Linked DNA regions of Homo sapiens: region 2 is linked to region 1. Evidence: chromatin loops called from intact Hi-C (ENCODE). Cell type or tissue: Calu3. All regions are shown on one strand. Links, peaks and the distances in the headings refer to the core of each region. The heading gives the core; the rest is flanking DNA. Region 1 holds the start of FOXC2 (forkhead box C2). Region 2 has its middle 39 kb from the start of LINC02181.

Region 1 (9,565 bases), core at 1,566-9,565:
ATTTGTTCAATGTATAGTTAAGAACATGGAGTCTGTGGCCGGGCACGGTGGCTCATGCCTGTAATCCCAGCACTTTGGGAGGCCGAGGCGGGAGGATCACCTGAGGTCGGGAGTTCGAGACCAGCCTGACCAACATGGAGAGACCCCGTCTCTACTAAAAATACAAAATTAGCTGGGCGTGGTGGCACATGCCTGTAATCCTAGCTACTCAGGAGGCTGAGGCAGGAGAATCACTTGAACCTGGGAGGCATAGGTTGCGGTGAGCCGAGATTGCACCGTTGCACTGCAGCCTGGGCAACAAGAGCGAAACTCTGTCTCAAAAAAAAAAAAAAGAACATGGAGTCTCATGGAGTCTGTGTCAAGCAGAGCTGTGCACAGGGCGGACCAGGCCCCTGCCTGTCTTCCCTGTATGGGGGTGGTGAGGCAAACAACAGATAGAAGACTGAATGAGACCACACCAGGCAGGGGAGCCTGTGCCACTGAGAACATGAGTGAGGAGAAAGGGGGAGGTGGGGGGGGCAAGGTAAGCGGATGGCTGGGGGAGGCCTCGGAGGAGGGGGCAAGGGGGCAAAGAATTGAGATGAGGGACCAGGCCCGGGGCACAGCAGGCCCAAAGGCCATGCGGTGGGTCCAGGCTGGGCTGGCCATGCAAGCCCCATGTCGGGATGCACACAGGCAGAGGTGGGGGCCAGGGCCAGGGAGTGTTCTTGGCTTTTACGGACTCCTAGAGGTGGACAGCACCCAGTGACAGTGGTGGTCGGACTCCCCTGGGAGAGCGCTCTGCACTCTTGGTCTTATTCAGTGAGACCCACTGGGGTCCCACTCAGTTATGCCACTGTGGGCGCCAGCCCTAGTCCCAGTGGTTACTGGAAGCACTGGCTGAAGCTGCTCCCAGACTGTGGCTTTTGAGCCTGGCTTATTCCTTGGGGCTCAGAACACCCATCCTACAGGCTGCGCATTTGATGAAAATTAAATCGTCCCCCTCGCCTCTTTCTCAACCTGTCATTGTCCAAACACTGAAGTCCTCTCTGACCTCCCCAGGGGCAGCCTGCTTTCCACAGGCCATTACGGTGAGTCCATGTACCCCACAGGGTTAATCACAGGGGTTCAAGTTAGTGATATAAAAAACTCAAATCTCATACACATTAAGTTGTGTGTGGTCAGAAGTCATGGCTTCATGGATACACCATTATGGATGTTTTTCATTTAACTTTTTAAATCTCCTCTAATTTCCAAGTCCCTAATTCTTTTTTTTTGGGGGGGGCGGTAGGGGGGATGGAGTTTTGCTCTTGTTGCCCAGGCTGGAGTGCAATGGAGCGATCTCAGCTCAGCGCAACCTCCACCTCCCGGGTTCAAGCGATTCTCTTGCCTCAGCCTCCCGAGTAGCTGGGACTACAGGCGTGCACCACCATGCCCAGCTAATTTTGTATTTTTAGTAGAGACGGGGTTTCTCCATGTTGGTCAGTCTGGTCTTGAACTCCCGACCTCAGGTGATCCGCCCGCCTTGGCCTCCCAAAGTGCTGGGATTACAGGCGTGAGCCACCATGCCCAGCCCCAAGTCCGTAACTCTTAATCTCAAAGAGGCAGCAAAGGAGTGGGTTAAGAGATCCCAATTTCATCACTTGGCAGCAGCAACACTTAGTTTAGTTATTTAAGATCTCAGTTTCCTCACCTGCAAAATGGTGGTATTAATAGTACCTACCCTAAAAGAGGAGTAAGTGAGAGGTCGTGGCCAAAACGCTTAGCACGGTGCATGGCACAGGGTATGTACACATCACTTTTCCCCTTATCTACTAAGGAGAGAAATCTCGGAAACAGTCGTACACTCACTCAAGCACTACTTGCACACACATCTTGTGCTGAGGTACTGGGCAGTGCACTGGGGCTGCAGAGAACAGAGGACAGTCATTACTTACCTGGAAAGACAGTATGAGGCTGCCGAGCAGATGCCTGGGCCCAGGGAAGACTGATCTTCCTGTCCCCTGGGCGCGTTGGGGACTTATGACCAGCTCTGGCCTATGAGCTGTGAATAGAGGTGATACATGTCACTTCCAGGCTGGAAGACTTAATTCCCAGGGCCGGATCACCTCTCTCCCCTGCCTAGATGACAGGAACAGATATGATGAGAGGTGGTCTTTGAAAACTCAGGCTCCTGAGTGACTTTGATGAACAGAGCCCTCTGCTAAGCTGGGGTTGGCTCAGGGTGGTCACTGAGACTAAGTTTCTTTAAAAAGAAACATACATGTATCTTTAATATTATGATTGCTTGAGGCTAAGAGTTCCAGGCTACTGTGAGCCATGAGCCATGAGCCATTACACTCCAGCGTAGGTGACAGAGTGAGGCTCTGTCTAAAAAAAAATAAAATCCCACAACATCTATAATATGGAATGTCTGGCATCTTTGGTTAATTGTGGCAATGCCTGAATTATAAAACAGATAAGCTCCTCAGAGAATGTGCCTTTTTTTTTTTTTTTACCATGAATTATTGTGATGAACTCCATAGCTATTGATGGTAGTTTTCCAGAAACTTCCAGTAAAGGAGGAGAGCAGACGCTGGACTAAGTTAGGCCCTCGCTAAACATTTTGCAAATTCCTTCCATGGAAATACCTTCCTTTACTGTCACATTTCTTTTCAAATTTTCACAGTAACAAAAGTGTTTTACTCCCATTTTTTATTTTGAAAAATTTCAAATTTACAGAATTGCAAGAACAATACAATCAATACCCAGGCACCACGGGTTCAACAACTGTTCTCATCTTACTACCTTTGCACGACCTTCTGCCCTCCTTCTCCCCTCTGACCCCACCTTGGTTGAATCTTTTGAATCTTCTCCTTCTTCTTCTTCTTTTTGAGACAGGGTCTTGCTCTGTCACCCAGGCAGGAATGTAGTGGTGCAATCATGGCTTACTGCAGCCTCAACCTCCCAGGCCCAAGTAATTCTCTGCCTCTGCCTCCCACATAGCTGGCACTACAGGTGCTCAGCACCACACCCGGCTTTTTTTTTTTTTTTTTTTTTTTTGTATTTTTTATAGAGATAGGGTCTCACTGTGTTGCCCAGGCTGGTCTTGAAACCCTGAGCTCAAGCGATCCTCCCACCTCAGCCTCCCAAACTGCTGGGATTACAGGCATGAGCCACCATGCCCGGCAGGGTGAATTTTTTAAAGGTTGCAGAGATGATGAATATCAGCCCCAAACATTTTGACACGTACCTTCTAAAAGCAAGGACATGCTCTTACTTGACCATGTATAATTATCGCACGCAAGAATCTTACCCTTGATTCAAGGTTATTATCTCATACACATCCCAGATGCAAATCTTCCCAAGTCTCCTCAAACCTGTCCTTGGTTGCTGTTTAAAATATCCCAGCACTTTGGGAGGCCGAGGCGGGCGAATCACGAGGTCAGGAGATCCAGACCATCCTGGCTAACACGGTGAAACCCCGTCTCTACTAAAAATACAAAAAATTAGCCGGGTGTGGTGGCGCACGCCTGTAGTCCCAGCTACTCGGGAGGCTGAGGCAGGAGAATGGCGTGAACCCGGGAGGCGGAGCCTGCAGTGAGCGGAGATCGTGCCACTGCACTCCAGCGTGGGCGACAGAGCAAGACTCCGTCTCAACAACAACAGGAAAAAAAGAAAAAAGAAAAAAAAATTTCTTCCGCCTAGGATTGAGGGTTGCGTTTACTTGTTGAGTTTCTTTAATCCTTGTGACCAACAGCAGTTCTCACTACCCACCCGCTTCTGTAGTCCTTTCTGGCCCTGCCCTTTGTCGATGGCGCAGCATGGCTTTCACTCACCGGAAAACTCACACACAGTAAAATGAGCTTGAACTGAGTTTTAGAAAAGACACTTTTTTTGTCCCACAAAAGTTTAGAAGCCGGATTACAATGGATTTTTAGGAGGTGGCGCCGACTTTGTGTAACCCAAGGGCTCCTCGGTTCTCAGGCAGCTTCTGGAAGCCTGGGACTCCTCTGCCACCCGATCCCTTTCCTCAAAACCAAGGCACCTCGTGACCCCAGAAAAGAAATGTTTGAAGGATATTGAAATGAATGAATGGGAAATAGTGAGACAAGAAACAAAACTCCTTTCACTTGTCCCCTCTTTGAGTTCTCTGTTGTACCTCAAAAGTAGAAGTGGCTGCTGCCCAGTTTCAAAGTCTGCCTCTTGTTCAAGCCAACCCTCTAAACACACGACCAGCACAAACAGCTTTCTGATGAATTCCCTGAAGCTCACGCCACACCTCGGGCAGAAAGACAGCTGCAGCGGGAAAACATGGACGAGGCAATTTGTTCAACAACTCCGGGGGAAGAAAATGCAGACTTCTAGCCACCTAAGAGGCATAGATTTTATTTGGGGAAAACCCCAGCAAGTTTCCCTAGAGAAAATTTCTTGCTCCCCGAGCAGTTTCAAAGACATTTTTGTTTCCCAACAGATCATGTTCTTGACACGTTGCGAAGTTACGGGAAATGTTTTTTAATCGACGCGATGCAGTTTATCTCCTTTCTCTGCTTTTACAGATTTCTGAAGGCTCCATTCCAGCCGTGCAATGCCCAGGAGTATCCACAAGGTGTCAGCACCTTCATGATAAGCAGGGCGGGCCGGGCGGTCTTTTTCTTTTTCCTTTTCTCGTAGTAGTTCCCTGGTTGGCCTCAAGATGACGCCAACACCCACGGAGTCCGCCCAGCCGCTCCAGGTGCAGCGGCCACGGGCCGGGAGGAGCGCAGCGCGGTGGGGGCGGAAGGCGAATTAAATACCTTTAGGCTTTATCGCCGCTTATTATTCCAGGAACACGCGAGGCCCTCTGGGACCCGATTCCGCGTTCGGCTCACTGACTTACAAGGTCAAGAAGGGGGAAAATCAGCCAGAAAGTAGCAGCCCCCCATCCGAAATACCCTGGCAGGTTAAAGAAAAGCTGGGAAATACGGTTTTTGCAAAGTCCAGGTGTATGGAAGGCGTTGTTTTAATAACCTGAACAAACATCTTTCCCGGAGTCCCACTGAGCAAACAAGAAACCTAATTCCAGGGGTAAAGGGAAGTGTCTCTCTCACCTTTTCTGTCTTGATGAGACGAATTTCTTTCCCCTCCCCTTTTCCTTTCTTTGGGGCGGGGGAGGGTGGATAATATATTGGGCGACTCGATTTAGGTGTTTGTTTGTTTGTTTGTTTGTTTCCCCAGATGACATTGGTTTAAACCGGGACACCCTTGTGAATACAAACGTAGGCAGCAACTGCCATTTTGGAATTTATTTTTTCATAGTCCTTAGCTATTTTAGGTTTTGCTGTGATAAAGCTGTTTCTCTCTCTCTCTCTCTCTCACACACACACACACACCCCTCGTAAAAGCAGAGTAAATAATATTCCTCCAGGAAGCCTACAGGCTGAGGAGTGTTTCTTGATCAATAGTTTGCATTTCCAGTAAAATCGTGACACGAACTCAGTGTGCCTGTCATGCGCTGCAGGAGAAGGGCACTTTTTGCTAGTCCTTTTTTTTTTTTAAGCTAGATGCGGAAATACTAGCTTATTAAAAATAATAAAGTCATGGTGGGAGTTTAGGGTTGGGGCAGAAAGCTCAAATCATTTGCCTGTGAGCTGAGAACTGGGCAGCTTTATTTTACTTTGTTTCAAAGAAAGAAGAAAAAGGATCAGGTTAGAAAAAGAGCCCAGAATACTCATAAAAACAATGTTTCAGAAGTGGAATATTCAAGGTAAAGGAACCTGATTTGTAGCTTCCCTTTGGCTTTGAATTGATCAGGAGACAAAGATAATGCATCTACATTTTCGTCTTCTGTTCTTTTATTGGAAATAAGTGGCACGCCCCATTGCCTTCTAGTCGCCTCCCCGAAGCGAAGAGGCCGAAGCGAAGAGGCCTGGTGGGTTGTCTCAACATCCTTTTGCTGAGAATCGAATACGCAGCCGATGAACAGCCAGGAAGGGTGCAAGGAAACCTGAAATACAAATGTTCTCCCTGAAGCCCTCTTCCCTGCCCAACCAGACCAGCAACTTCCAAAATTCTGCCCGTGTTTAGCCTTGTTAAAGGGGTGTCTCACTCCTTCAGGGAAAGTGGGAAAAGGGGATCTGATTATTGAGGTGTGGAAGGAATAAATAATCAGTCCACAAATAAACAAACTGTCCGGGATTCCTAGAGGGAAGGAGAAATCCTTGAAGGAGATCCAAGTCGCTCCAGGTCTGCCTGCCGAATAATATCATCCCGAAGGGATCTTGAACCGTTTGCAATCAACCGCTCACCCAGTCTTCCCACGGAGCGCGCTCCCTAACTCACCCTACCCACCCAACAAAACAAAAAAAAGGCTGAAATATAGAAAAGCAACTTGGAGGCTCCCAGGGGGACGTTGCCAGGAGCAGGAGGCAGGGACAGCGCCCTAGGGTCGGTGTTAGCGGCCGGCGCCGGCCTGGGCCACGGGAAACGTCCACGCTTGGTGCCCGCGGTGCGCGGCGCTCATTGCGCGCGCCTTCGAGCCAAGCCCCCGCGGAAAACAGGCTCGGGTTTCTCCTCGCAGGGCCCAGGAACTCGGCTCTGCCTGGCCCGGGTGGGTCGCTGCATTGTCCCGGTCTTCTGGGAGTGCGGGGTCAGCTTGTTAGAGGGAATTTCTACCTGGGAAAAGGGAGACGAGTTTCGAAGCTGAAGTTGGTAGGCTGCGAGTGTCCACGCGGGAGACGAAAGGGGGAAATAGCAGAGTCACTTCACCCTTTTCCCCAAACCCCACAAAACTGCTCGCAGCGACGCGGATGATCTACCGAATTCCCCGCGAATTCGGAGGATTAAGTTGTCAGTCAGCACGTTGCTACCTTCCCCTCTATGCACTCCGCTGCCTGGCTCCTCGGCGGGGAGCGAGGGAAACTCAGTTTGTAGGGTTTACCTCTAAAACCTCGATAGGTTATCCTTGACGACCCCGAGCCTGGAAACTCCCTGTTGATGATTAATTATTTGATTAAATAAGTATAACATCCAGGAGAGGCCCTGCCATTCCAATCCAGCGCGTTTGCTTTGAATCCATTACACCTGGGCCCCCATAATTAGGAAATCTAATTATTCGCTTCATCACTCATTAATAAGAAAAATGTCCCAGGATCATTGCTACTTACAAGGTCTTTGGGAGAGATATTTTACTCTATTAATCCATTCTATTTTATATTTCAAATTGATTTTTTTTAACAGAGGAAAGTGGCTATCTTTTTGTTTTGGGCATGTGGGCCCATTCACCAAAATGTGATCATAAAATAAATTTTAATAAGATATAACTTTTTAAAAAGTTTTCAAGTGAAGACGGAGTCGCCGCGGAGGCCGGGGCGGCGGGGTCTTAGAGCCGACGGATTCCTGCGCTCCTCGCCCCGATTGGCGCCGACTCCTCTCAGCTGCCGGGTGATTGGCTCAAAGTTCCGGGAGGGGGCGTGGCCCGAGGAAAGTAAAAACTCGCTTTCAGCAAGAAGACTTTTGAAACTTTTCCCAATCCCTAAAAGGGACTTGGCCTCTTTTTCTGGGCTCAGCGGGGCAGCCGCTCGGACCCCGGCGCGCTGACCCTCGGGGCTGCCGATTCGCTGGGGGCTTGGAGAGCCTCCTGCGCCCCTCCTCGCGCGGGCCGAGGGTCCACCTGGGTCCCCAGGCCGCGGCGTCTCCGCTGGGTCCGCGGCCGCCCGCCTGCCCGCGCTGCCGCCGCCGGGTCCTGGAGCCAGCGAGGAGCGGGGCCGGCGCTGCGCTTGCCCGGGGCGCGCCCTCCAGGATGCCGATCCGCCCGGTCCGCTGAAAGCGCGCGCCCCTGCTCGGCCCGAGCGCCGCCGCCCGCGCACCCTCGCCCCGGAGGCTGCCAGGAGCCCGGGGCCGCCCCTCCCGCTCCCCTCCTCTCCCCCTCTGGCTCTCTCGCGCTCTCTCGCTCTCAGGGCCCCCCTCGCTCCCCCGGCCGCAGTCCGTGCGCGAGGGCGCCGGCGAGCCGTCTCGGAAGCAGCATGCAGGCGCGCTACTCCGTGTCCGACCCCAACGCCCTGGGAGTGGTGCCCTACCTGAGCGAGCAGAATTACTACCGGGCTGCGGGCAGCTACGGCGGCATGGCCAGCCCCATGGGCGTCTATTCCGGCCACCCGGAGCAGTACAGCGCGGGGATGGGCCGCTCCTACGCGCCCTACCACCACCACCAGCCCGCGGCGCCTAAGGACCTGGTGAAGCCGCCCTACAGCTACATCGCGCTCATCACCATGGCCATCCAGAACGCGCCCGAGAAGAAGATCACCTTGAACGGCATCTACCAGTTCATCATGGACCGCTTCCCCTTCTACCGGGAGAACAAGCAGGGCTGGCAGAACAGCATCCGCCACAACCTCTCGCTCAACGAGTGCTTCGTCAAGGTGCCCCGCGACGACAAGAAGCCCGGCAAGGGCAGTTACTGGACCCTGGACCCGGACTCCTACAACATGTTCGAGAACGGCAGCTTCCTGCGGCGCCGGCGGCGCTTCAAAAAGAAGGACGTGTCCAAGGAGAAGGAGGAGCGGGCCCACCTCAAGGAGCCGCCCCCGGCGGCGTCCAAGGGCGCCCCGGCCACCCCCCACCTAGCGGACGCCCCCAAGGAGGCCGAGAAGAAGGTGGTGATCAAGAGCGAGGCGGCGTCCCCGGCGCTGCCGGTCATCACCAAGGTGGAGACGCTGAGCCCCGAGAGCGCGCTGCAGGGCAGCCCGCGCAGCGCGGCCTCCACGCCCGCCGGCTCCCCCGACGGCTCGCTGCCGGAGCACCACGCCGCGGCGCCCAACGGGCTGCCTGGCTTCAGCGTGGAGAACATCATGACCCTGCGAACGTCGCCGCCGGGCGGAGAGCTGAGCCCGGGGGCCGGACGCGCGGGCCTGGTGGTGCCGCCGCTGGCGCTGCCCTACGCCGCCGCGCCGCCCGCCGCCTACGGCCAGCCGTGCGCTCAGGGCCTGGAGGCCGGGGCCGCCGGGGGCTACCAGTGCAGCATGCGAGCGATGAGCCTGTACACCGGGGCCGAGCGGCCGGCGCACATGTGCGTCCCGCCCGCCCTGGACGAGGCCCTCTCGGACCACCCGAGCGGCCCCACGTCGCCCCTGAGCGCTCTCAACCTCGCCGCCGGCCAGGAGGGCGCGCTCGCCGCCACGGGCCACCACCACCAGCACCACGGCCACCACCACCCGCAGGCGCCGCCGCCCCCGCCGGCTCCCCAGCCCCAGCCGACGCCGCAGCCCGGGGCCGCCGCGGCGCAGGCGGCCTCCTGGTATCTCAACCACAGCGGGGACCTGAACCACCTCCCCGGCCACACGTTCGCGGCCCAGCAGCAAACTTTCCCCAACGTGCGGGAGATGTTCAACTCCCACCGGCTGGGGATTGAGAACTCGACCCTCGGGGAGTCCCAGGTGAGTGGCAATGCCAGCTGCCAGCTGCCCTACAGATCCACGCCGCCTCTCTATCGCCACGCAGCCCCCTACTCCTACGACTGCACGAAATACTGACGTGTCCCGGGACCTCCCCTCCCCGGCCCGCTCCGGCTTCGCTTCCCAGCCCCGACCCAACCAGACAATTAAGGGGCTGCAGAGACGCAAAAAAGAAA
Region 2 (9,933 bases), core at 584-8,583, 450 kb after region 1:
ATTCTTTCCCTCACTCATCTCTTTCATTCATTCCCTCATTCACTCCCTCATTCACTCACTCATTCATTCCCTCATTCACTCACTCATTTCCTCATTTGCTCATTCACTGATTCACTCGCTCACTCATTTACTCACTCTCATTCACTTATTCTTTCTCTCACTCATTCACTCTTTCATTCATTCCCTCATTCACTCCCTCATTCGCTCACTTTCTCATTCACTCATTCATTCCCTCACTCACTCACTCATTCCCTCACCCACTCATTCCCTCACCCACTCACTCATTCACTCCCTCACTCACTCACCCACCCAGTCATTCACTCACTCATTCCCTCACTCACCCACTCATTCATTCCCTCACTCACCCACTCATTCATTCCCTCACTCACTCATTCACTAATTTACTCACCCCTTCAGTCACTCACCCCCATTCATTCACTCTTTCACTAATTCCCTCACTCATTTCTTATTCACTCATTCACTCACTCACTGACTCATTCATTCACTCACTCTTTCACTCACTTACTCTTTCATATACTCTTTCACTCACTCACTGAGTCACTAATTCCCTCACTCCTTTACTCATTCACTCACTCCTTCACCCATTTATTCAGTCGCTCACTCATTCACTCACTCCTTCACTAATTCACTCACTCCTTCACTCAGTCATTCACTCATTTACTCACTCATTCAGCAAACACAAAGGACTTCCTGTGTGTCAGGGCTAGTGCTGAAAGTTTTGGGTGTGCAAGGAACACAGAGGGGCAGGTAGATGCTGAAAAATGCAGTCCTCTCCTAGAGACACACACTGAAATATTTACAGATACAATGATAGAGTGCTTAGGACCAGCTTCGACATTAAGCAAGAGAGGGGGAAGTGGCTGGGAATGTGTGAGGGGCAGAACTGGCCATGGCAGAGGGGTGGGAACACAATCTTCATTATCCCGTTCTGTTGACCTTTGAGAAATTTCATTTGAAACTATGGTACCACCTAACAGCAACAATAGGGCCATACAATGATGAGTGAAGGGCCTGTGTTCTCACTGCCTGCCTCAAAGCCCAGCTCTGCCATTTACTAAGGGATCTGACCCCAGGCAACTGTCAACCTCTCTGTACCTCAGTCTCCTCATCTGTGAGATGGGGACAATAGCACCTGTCCCAGAGACAGAGCTGTGGGAATTAAATGAGTTCTTCTCTGTGAAACAGTGAGTGCTCAGGACAGACAGCACTTGTTGACTCTCCCTATTGCTGCAATTCTGTTTATTTCCTAGATGATGACGCTGAGGGTCAGAGTGGTAGAGAGACTGACTCAGGGCCACACGGCTAAGGAAATTGCAGAACCAGAATTGGAATTCCATGCAGGCGGCTCCAAAGTGTGCTCCAGCGTAGGATTGGGCAGGGACAACGCAGCAGGATCAGAACTCTGGCCTGTTTGGATGAGCATAGGGGTGGCAGGAGTGTCTCAGCCAGGCCCCACCAGGTGCAAAGGCCTCTTTCCTGAGGCATACTGACGCCTTTTCCTCCACATGATGGTTGCCTAAGGAGGACCCAGCACACAGCCCAGACTCCATAGGCCCTCAGCAGTGTGGGGGGCATGGTTTGGGTAGCCTCAGGCCTAAGGTCAGGGCTGAATGTCAGTGGCAGGCCTCCAGGAACTGGTTTTGTCACCTTCACTCTGCTTCACCATCCAACCACAACACACAGGTGAGTTCCTATTGTTCCTTAGGGTCCTCACATGGACAGCACCTCCTCCAGGGAACTCTCCCCAACCTCAAAAAGTTAAACATAGGGCTGGGCGCAGTGGCTCACGCCTGTAATCCTAGCACTTTGGGAGGCCGAGGCAGGTGGATTACGAGGTCAGGAAATCAAGACCATCCTGGCTAGCACAGTGAAACCCCGTCTCTACTAAAAATACAAAAAAAAAAATTAGCCGGGCATGGTGGCAGGCACCTGTAGTCCCAGCTACTCGGGAGGCTGAGGCAGGAGAATGGAGTGAACCCAGGAGGCGGAGCTTGCAGTAAGCCGAGATTGCACCACTGCACTCCAACCTGGGTGACAGAGCAAGATTCCGTCTCTAAAAAAAAAAAAAAAAAAAAAAAAAAAAAGAAAGAAAGTCAAACATAGATTTGGCACACAACTCAGCAATTCTACTCCCATGTAAATACCCAAGAGAAATAAAAACAGGGACTCAAGCAAAAATGTGTGCATGAATATTCACAGTGGCATTATTCATAATAACCAAAAAGGTAGAAACAGCCCAAATGTCCACCAATGGATGCTGAATAAGCAAATTGTAGTCTATCCATGTAGTGGAATACTATACAACCATGAAAAAGAATCAAGTACTGATTCATGCTACAACATGAACAAACCTCGAAAATATGCTAAATGAAAGATGCCAGTCACAAAAGGCTGCATATGATTCTGCTTTATGAAATGTTCAGAATAGACAAATTCTATAGAGACAGAAAGACGATTAACAGTTGCCAGGGGTTGGGGGGAAGGCGGATGGGGAGTGGCTGCCTAACGGGAACAGAGTTTCCTTTTGGGGTGATGAAAATGTTTGGTGACTAGATAGACGTGGTGGTTGCACAACATTGTGAACTCACTAAATGCAACTGAACTGTTCACTTTGAAATGGTTAATTCTATGTTATGTGAATTTCACCTCAATAGAAAAAAAAAAAGAGACAGACTGAAGTTCAGGACAATTCAAAGTCCTGGAAAGTCAATTATTCCATTCCTGACATTATTATATAAATGGTGAGGCTGGCGATAGGAGGGAAGGTGGTGGAGGCAGCTGCGCTGGCCAGGAACGCAGGGTGCGGCTCAAAACCTTCATGGTTTAGAGTAACAGGAAGCCTGAGCACCACCATAAATCAGGATTTTCTGACTGGGTTTCTTGTACCGAGCAGAACTCAGTGTATTGAATATCCCAAGCATGTGTGGGGCTCTCGCCTGCCCAACTGCCAGTCCCTGCCAGTGGGGAGGCTTCTAATTTGATGCTGGCCTCAAACTGAAAATCGCTCAATGAAAAAATTAGGTTTCAACATTTTAACAAAAGTCAAGCTGGAACCGACGTTAAACATGAGCCGGAGGATTTCGGTAACTGCAAGGAAAACACAGACGGACAAGTTTCTTGCATGGCTGGGGCAATTGAAGGGATATTTCCTCTTCTGGGGCCAACAGTGGAGCTCAGAATTGCAGCTGCAAGTGACGAGTGTCTGCCCGGCTCATGCCAGCATGTGAACCCGAGGCATTGCCCACCCCCATCCCTTTGTCACGGGCACATCCAGTTTCTCCTCTGCCAGATTCCGTGGATCCAGAGGTGATGGCACACAGAGGCTGGACCCCAATGTTTCTGGATTCTGCTCACCTAGAAGAAGACATGTGTGGCTAATGCAAACCCCCCAGAGCTTATTTCCCAAAGCTCTAGGCATACAAAGCTGGAATGGGCTTTGGAGAGGGTTCTGCCTTTGCCTGTGAGCGAGACTTTTCATCAGCCTTTTAGGTGATGCAAAAGTCATTGCGGTTTTTGCCATTAACTGCAGTGGCTTGTACCAACCTAATAAGAAGCTGTGAGTCACCAGCCTGACCTCAGGGATGCCCAGGAAACAGGAAATAATCCCACACACAAATGCTCCTGACGGAGAGAGTAAGAAATCTACTCTATCAAGCACAACGCCCTCTCCTGCTTCTCATGTGTAAAGGTTCCTGATCTTTCTGAGCTGCTATTTTCTCATTTGTGTGCACGGGTACCCAGATCACCCATCCGGTGGGCTCTGCCTTTGTAAAACCTAGGCTACCTCATCTGCTGTGAGAATTCAGCTGGCTTCTGCACCCTGGCCCTTCTGCCTGGAGCTCTCCTCCCAGCCTCCTCTCCTGGGCCAGTGCCGCCATCCTGAGTCTCACCTTGAACCTGAATCTCTTGGGGCTGCCTTGCCTAACTCCCAGACTGAGATAAAGCCCTCATTATACCCTCACCTCCCTTCCTCTGCCAGAGACCGAACGCTCCCTGGATTATTTATAGATGGGCCCACCTGAACAATCCAAGGTAATCTCCTGTGTCAGCTCTTTCACTCAATCATATCTTGCGAAGTCTTTTTTTTTTTTTTTTTTTTTTGCCATGTAAGGTAACACATTCAGGTACCAGGGGTTAGGATATGGACTGTTTGGGGGACTGTTATTCTGTCTACCCCAGGCGAGAAATCAACTGTCACATCTTCATACAAAACAAACACAATTTATGTGGGCGCCGTAGAACTGACAGCTTGGTGGGAGAGAAAGATAATAAAACAATTGAATGGATAACTCTTGGAGGTGGCTAACCTTTCTATCTCAATAATGACAAAAAAAATTATTTATGGATCTCTGACTATATACTAGGCATGTTCTTAAAACTTATAGACATGACCACAATTCATCCCAACAATAATGTTAGAGGGTGTGCCTTATTCCCATTTCACAGAAGTGAAAACTGAGCCTTGGGAGCGTTCCATGATTGCCTGTGGGTTTACACTCATGTTGACTCCACCGTGCTGCAGACAGAGGCCCCTGAGTTTACCGTGTGTTCACCTGCCCTGCACGCCAGAATGAAGATCTAGAGATGGTACAAGAAGTGTCTGCACACGTCCTAATAGGCCGGGAGAGGAGGAGGGGAGCTCATTCCTTCCCCTTGCTGGCAGCTCCTTTCCCAAACACACTTGCAGGGAGGCAACTGCCGCAAGACGCCTTTGCACTTGCCTCACCTGGCCCACCCCACGCTCCTCTCCTTGCCACTCGGCCAAACAAGCGCAAGTGAAGAGTGATGCCGACCAGTTGTTGAGCATATATAGGCCACCTGGATCACCCAACCAGGAAATCAAAACTGCAGCCATGCCGGGCACGGTGGCTCACGCCTGTAATCCCAACACTTTGGGAGGCCGATGCGGGCGGATCACGAGGTCAGAAGATCAAAACCATCCTGGCTAACACAGTGAAACTCTGTCTCTACTGAAAATATAAAAAATTAGCCAGGTGTGGTGACGGGCGCCTGTAGTCCCAGCTACTCGGGAGGTTGAGGCAGGAGAATGGCATGAACCCAGGAGGCAGAGCTTGCAGTGAGCCGAGATCGTGCCATTGCACTCCAGCTTGGGTGACAGAGCGAGACTCCATCTCAAAAAAAAAATAAAAATAAAAAAAATAAAAACTGCAGCCAGACAGGCATGGTGGCTCACAGCTGTAATCGCAGCACTTTAGGAGGCTGAGGCAAGCAGATCACTGGAAGCCAGGAGTTCAAGACCAGCCTGACCAACATGGTGAAACCTCATCTCTACTAAAAACACAAAACTTAGCCAGGCATGGTGGCACGCACTGGTAGTTCCAGCCAATCGGGAGGCTGAGACGGGAGAAGTGCTTGAAGTAGGGAGGCGGAGTTTGCAGTGAGCTGAGATCATACCACTCCCCTCCAGCCTGGGCGACAGAGCAAAACTCTGTCTCAAAACAAACAAACAAACAAACAAAAAAACCCCTGCAGCCAGTGGAATTGAGAATCTGCAGCATCGATCGACAGCCTCAGTTCCACCCTGGGAAAAGGAGTTCTCTTTGGCTGTAAACTGGTCTCTAACTGTTGTGATTGTGAGATGTCATTTTCATCTCTGCACTGAGTCCTGTTTTATCGCCCATGTGTGCTGTACAGACATCCGATTTATTCACTGTCCACTCTCCAGGTGTCTCGGTGATCCAGAACTCATTTAAGAAGGAGGCATGGAAAGTCTTTGAGTGCCCGAACACACAACAAACCTGCATAGTAAAACACATGGGCTTTATTTATGCCTCCAACACTCATTCTGTGTTTATTTACTCTTTGTTTAAACACAATTCTAACAAACTTGATTATTTTGTACAGACACATTAGAATGATCACATTAGAAAGGAACAGAGAAAAGTAAAATCAGATATAGTAGATTAATTAATTAATGAGTGTACGTGTGGGTGTTTTTTATATATATAGTTATATATATTATATTGTTTTATGTATAGTTATATATATTATATTGCTACCTAGTTATATATATAGTTATATATGTTATATATAGTTATATATTTTATGTATAGTTTTATATGTTATATTGTTATATATAGTTATATATTATATTATATATATATATATAAAATATTAAAGGCAATGGGGAAAAAATAAAGACATGCATATGGCAGTCAGGAGACGTTTAACTGAGAGCCAAAAGTCCTCCATAGGTCAGCTGTCCCTGAGGGCACCGTGGCCCTCCCACAGCAAGAGACGTGCCATGTAATGATCAAGTGTTCAGGTGTTTCCATTCCCCTTCTTAAAGTCTAAGACAAAAACTCACACCTGGACCAGGCTGACTCTCCTGGTGTAAAGCAGGAAGATGTGATGAAAACTAGAGCCAGGAATGTCAACTCGCACTTTAGTCTGGGATGCTTGTGTGGTCAGTTTCGCCCACAGAACCCCAAAAGAAATTACACTGAGGGCTACATCCTGACCCCTTTCCCCAGTCCCCAGGGTCACGGGGCAGAAACTTCTCTCCCACACACCAAGCCCCAGGCCAGGGCCCTGGGAAACCTCCCATGTCCTCGTCCCACCTGCCCCATGTGGTTGTCACTGTTTCTCCCATATTAGAGATGACAGAACCAAGACTCAGACAAGGGAAATGCATCCAATCCAAAGGCACAGAAATGATGGTGGAGATGCAAGTGCTGCATCCCAGGTCTAGCTGACTCCAAAGCCCATGGGCTTTTTTCCAGCGTTTCTTTCTGCACTTGACCAAAATTGGGAGACTCCTGGTGATGGCAAGCTGACTGTCTCCTGCGGCGTTTCATTGCGTCTGTCAAGTTTCATTTCAGGGGATAGGGATGCAGCAGCACAGATTCGAACCTTCCCAAATCTCCAATAAAAACAGACAGAACAATGAGAAGGCAAAACTAAACCCTTAGACAACCTCAACAGCAAATGAGGTGACAAGCTGTCCCCAAACTACAAATACAATCAGGTGGCGGAGGGCACCAAATACAAGTACCTGTGTGTCACCAGCATCTGTGTAGGGCACAGCAAGGGAAGCTCCAGGGCTCTGGCAGGCTGGAGATCAGGGAACAGCAAAGTAGCCAACAGATGCTCAGAGGCAAACATGACAAACCACAGGACTGTGGCAGAAGCTGAGAGGAGTTTCTAACTAAAAGCAGGTGATGTCAAGAAGTCTAGTCTAGGGTAGGCTGACCTCCATAGATTCTCCAGAATGAATGTCCAGGGCTTCCTTCCAGGGCAGGGCCCTTGCTGACAGCAGATTCAACACTGAGACAAGAGGGATGACAGAGACAAAGGAAGAGTGGGACCAGATAACAGGGAGGGACGGGGAAGGAGCCAGGAAATACCAGCACACCAGCTACCAAAGCGTTAACAGTATATGAGAACAAACAGAAGCAAAGAAAGGAGCTCCCTGACTTAGATCAGCTACCAGAGGTAATTTCCCAAAAGTGGAGGACAATCACATCAAAAAAAAGAGGGGAGAAAAAATTATTGAGTTTAACTAGGATACAAATTTACTACAAGCAGAATGAAAATAAGGAACAGAATAAGAAGCCTGTGGCCAAATTTGACCCACAGTCTGTTTCACAGGGCCCATGAGCTGAGAGTGTTTTTCACTTTTTTTTTTCCCTGAGATGAAGTCTCACTCTGTCACCCAGGCTGGAGTGCAGTGGCATGATCTCGGCTCCCTGCAACCTCTGCCTCCCGGGAGCAATTCCCCTGCCTCAGCCTCCTGAGTAGCTGGGATTACAGGCACACGCTACCACACCCAGCTAATTTTTTGTATTTTTAGTAGAGACGGGGTTTCACCATGTTGGTCAAGCTGGTCTCGAACTCCTGACCTCATGATCCGCCCGCCTCAGCCTCCCAAAGTTCTGCGATTACATTGTTAAAAAGAAAAAGAAAAATATGTGACAGCGATTTTCTGCAAATCACAGGCCTAAAATATTTGCTGTCTGGTCCTTTATTGAAAATCTTGGCTGACCCTTGCTATAAATAACAAAAGCATGCCAGACAGAAGCAAACTTTAATTTTTTGAAAAAAAGGAACTGTAATGACCGACTTCAAAATGAGCTAAAAGATATTGATGAAATGACTAAAGTCATGAAAGAACAACATCCGTTGGAATCAGGAAATCTCACGAAGGAGGTGATGGGAGTCCAGGAGGGAAAAGAGTCACTTCATGAATGGAGACTAGAGACACATGGGGAAAATAATCATAATTGATACATTAGAGGTAAACAGAGGAAGCTTTTAAAAATCCTTTTTGGTAAGGATTTGAAAAAAATTTCAAAGTTAGGCAAAGAAAAGCCAACATACAGATAAGGAGCCCCTGAGGAAGAAAGCCAAAGAGAGAGAAGCAAGCAAGTGGTAAACCCATAACTCGAGAAAATTTCCCTAAAATTAAAAACATTTGAAATTATATATTAAAAGAGCATACTGTATACCTGATAATATCAATCCAAATGACCAGTAAAGAAAAAAAACCCTGGACTTTGGAGGTAAATAAATAACTCTTTGCCCAACTAGGCAAAAAGAGGATGACTTGCAAAGGAAAAAAAAACAAAATTAATCTTCACACTTTTTGACAGCAGTACATTGTGCCAGAAGAAAATGGAGCAATGTATTTGCAATATTCAAATAAAGAAAATCTAAGCCAACGATTTTGTATTCACTAAAGCTAATCTTAAAGAATAAAGAGGCTGGGCGCGGTGGCTCACACCTGTAGTTCCAGCACTTTGGGAGGCCAAGGCAGGAGGATCACTTGAGCTCAGGAATTCAAGACTAGCCTGGGCAACAGGGCAAAACCCCGTCTCTACAAAAAATACAAAAATTAGCCAGGTGTGGTGGCATGTGCCCTGTAGTCCCAGCTATTTGGGAGGCTGAGGCAAGAGAATTGCTTGAGCCTGAGAGGTGGAGGTTGCAGTGAGCCAAGATGGCTCCATTATACTCCAGCCTGAGCAATGACAGTCAAACACTACAGAAAAGAAAGAGAGAAAAAATAAAGAAAGAAAGAGAGAGAGAGAGAGAAAAAGAAAGAAAGAAAAAGAAAGAGAGAAAAGAAAAAGAAAAGAAAAAGAAGAAAAAAACAGATTACAGATAAACTATAATCAGTGTGCAAGAACGCAGGGAATATTGTTCCCATGATCTCTTAATGGGCAGCTGCTAGAGAATGGGCTTCAGATGGTAAAATAGTGGAAGTGACATTCTCCAAGGGCTGGTGCTGAGCAGTAAATATAGAATTGCAGCCATGCACTGCAGAATGACATTTTGGTCAACAATGAACCGCATATGTGATGGTGGTCCCATAAGATTGTAGTGGAGATAAAAAAAAAACTCCTATCGCCTGCCTGCCATAGCACACAACGTGTTACTCACATGTTCGTGGTGGTGCTTTTACAATAAAGATATAAAGAAAATATTTTTGTACAGTTGCACAATGTGTTTGTGTTTTAAGATATGTATTACAGAAGAGTCAAAATGTTTTTCAAAACCTAAAAAGTTTATAAAGTAAAAACATTACGGTAAGATTTATTATTGAAGAAAGCAAAAATTTTAATAAATGTAGTCTAGCCTAAGTGTACAGTGTTTATGATGTCTATAGTAGTGTGTACTAATGTCCTAGGTCTTCACACTCACTCACCACAAATTCACCCAGACAAACTTCCAATCCAGTGAGCTCCATTCACAGATAAGTGCCCTATAGAGGCATGTCATTTTTATCTTTTGTATTATATTTTTACTGTACCCTATTTTTAAATATGTTTGAATACACAAATCCTTACCACTGTGTTACAGTTGCCTACAGTATTCAGTACAGTCTCATGCTGCCCAAGTCTGAAGCCTAGGGGTGCACAAGGCTCCGCCATCTAGCCTGGGGGTGCGGCGGGC

What was found. Hi-C counts contacts between places; a loop is a spot of excess contacts. Peaks named below come from ENCODE experiments on the same cell type or tissue, not always from the same donor. Only the 100,000 strongest peaks of a DNase experiment are listed, where the experiment ranks them.
Region 2: it touches region 1 in a loop (14-fold over the local background); 7 of 110 quality-filtered maps call a loop at or near these places.

Annotation. Positions count from the first base shown.
Region 1 is chr16:86,559,375-86,568,939 of GRCh38, forward strand. It overlaps FOXC2 (forkhead box C2), which reads left to right and starts at 7,455. Exons shown (of 1, transcript NM_005251.3): 1 at 7,455-9,565. The coding sequence starts at 7,962. The coding sequence ends at 9,467. FOXC2-AS1 (FOXC2 antisense RNA 1) reads right to left here and starts at 8,387. Exons shown (of 2, transcript NR_125795.1): 1 at 8,243-8,387; 2 at 5,771-5,944. RefSeq lists enhancers at 7,590-8,174, 8,175-8,758. In Calu3, for the core only: a CTCF peak has its summit at 4,607 (motif pointing right); DNase peaks (open chromatin) are centred at 4,637, 7,387, 8,097, 9,117 and 3 weaker places.
Region 2 is chr16:87,013,938-87,023,870 of GRCh38, forward strand. No RefSeq gene overlaps it. Among named protein-coding and RNA genes, the nearest start is that of LINC02181, 39 kb to the right of the region's middle. In Calu3, for the core only: a CTCF peak has its summit at 3,727; a DNase peak (open chromatin) is centred at 3,604.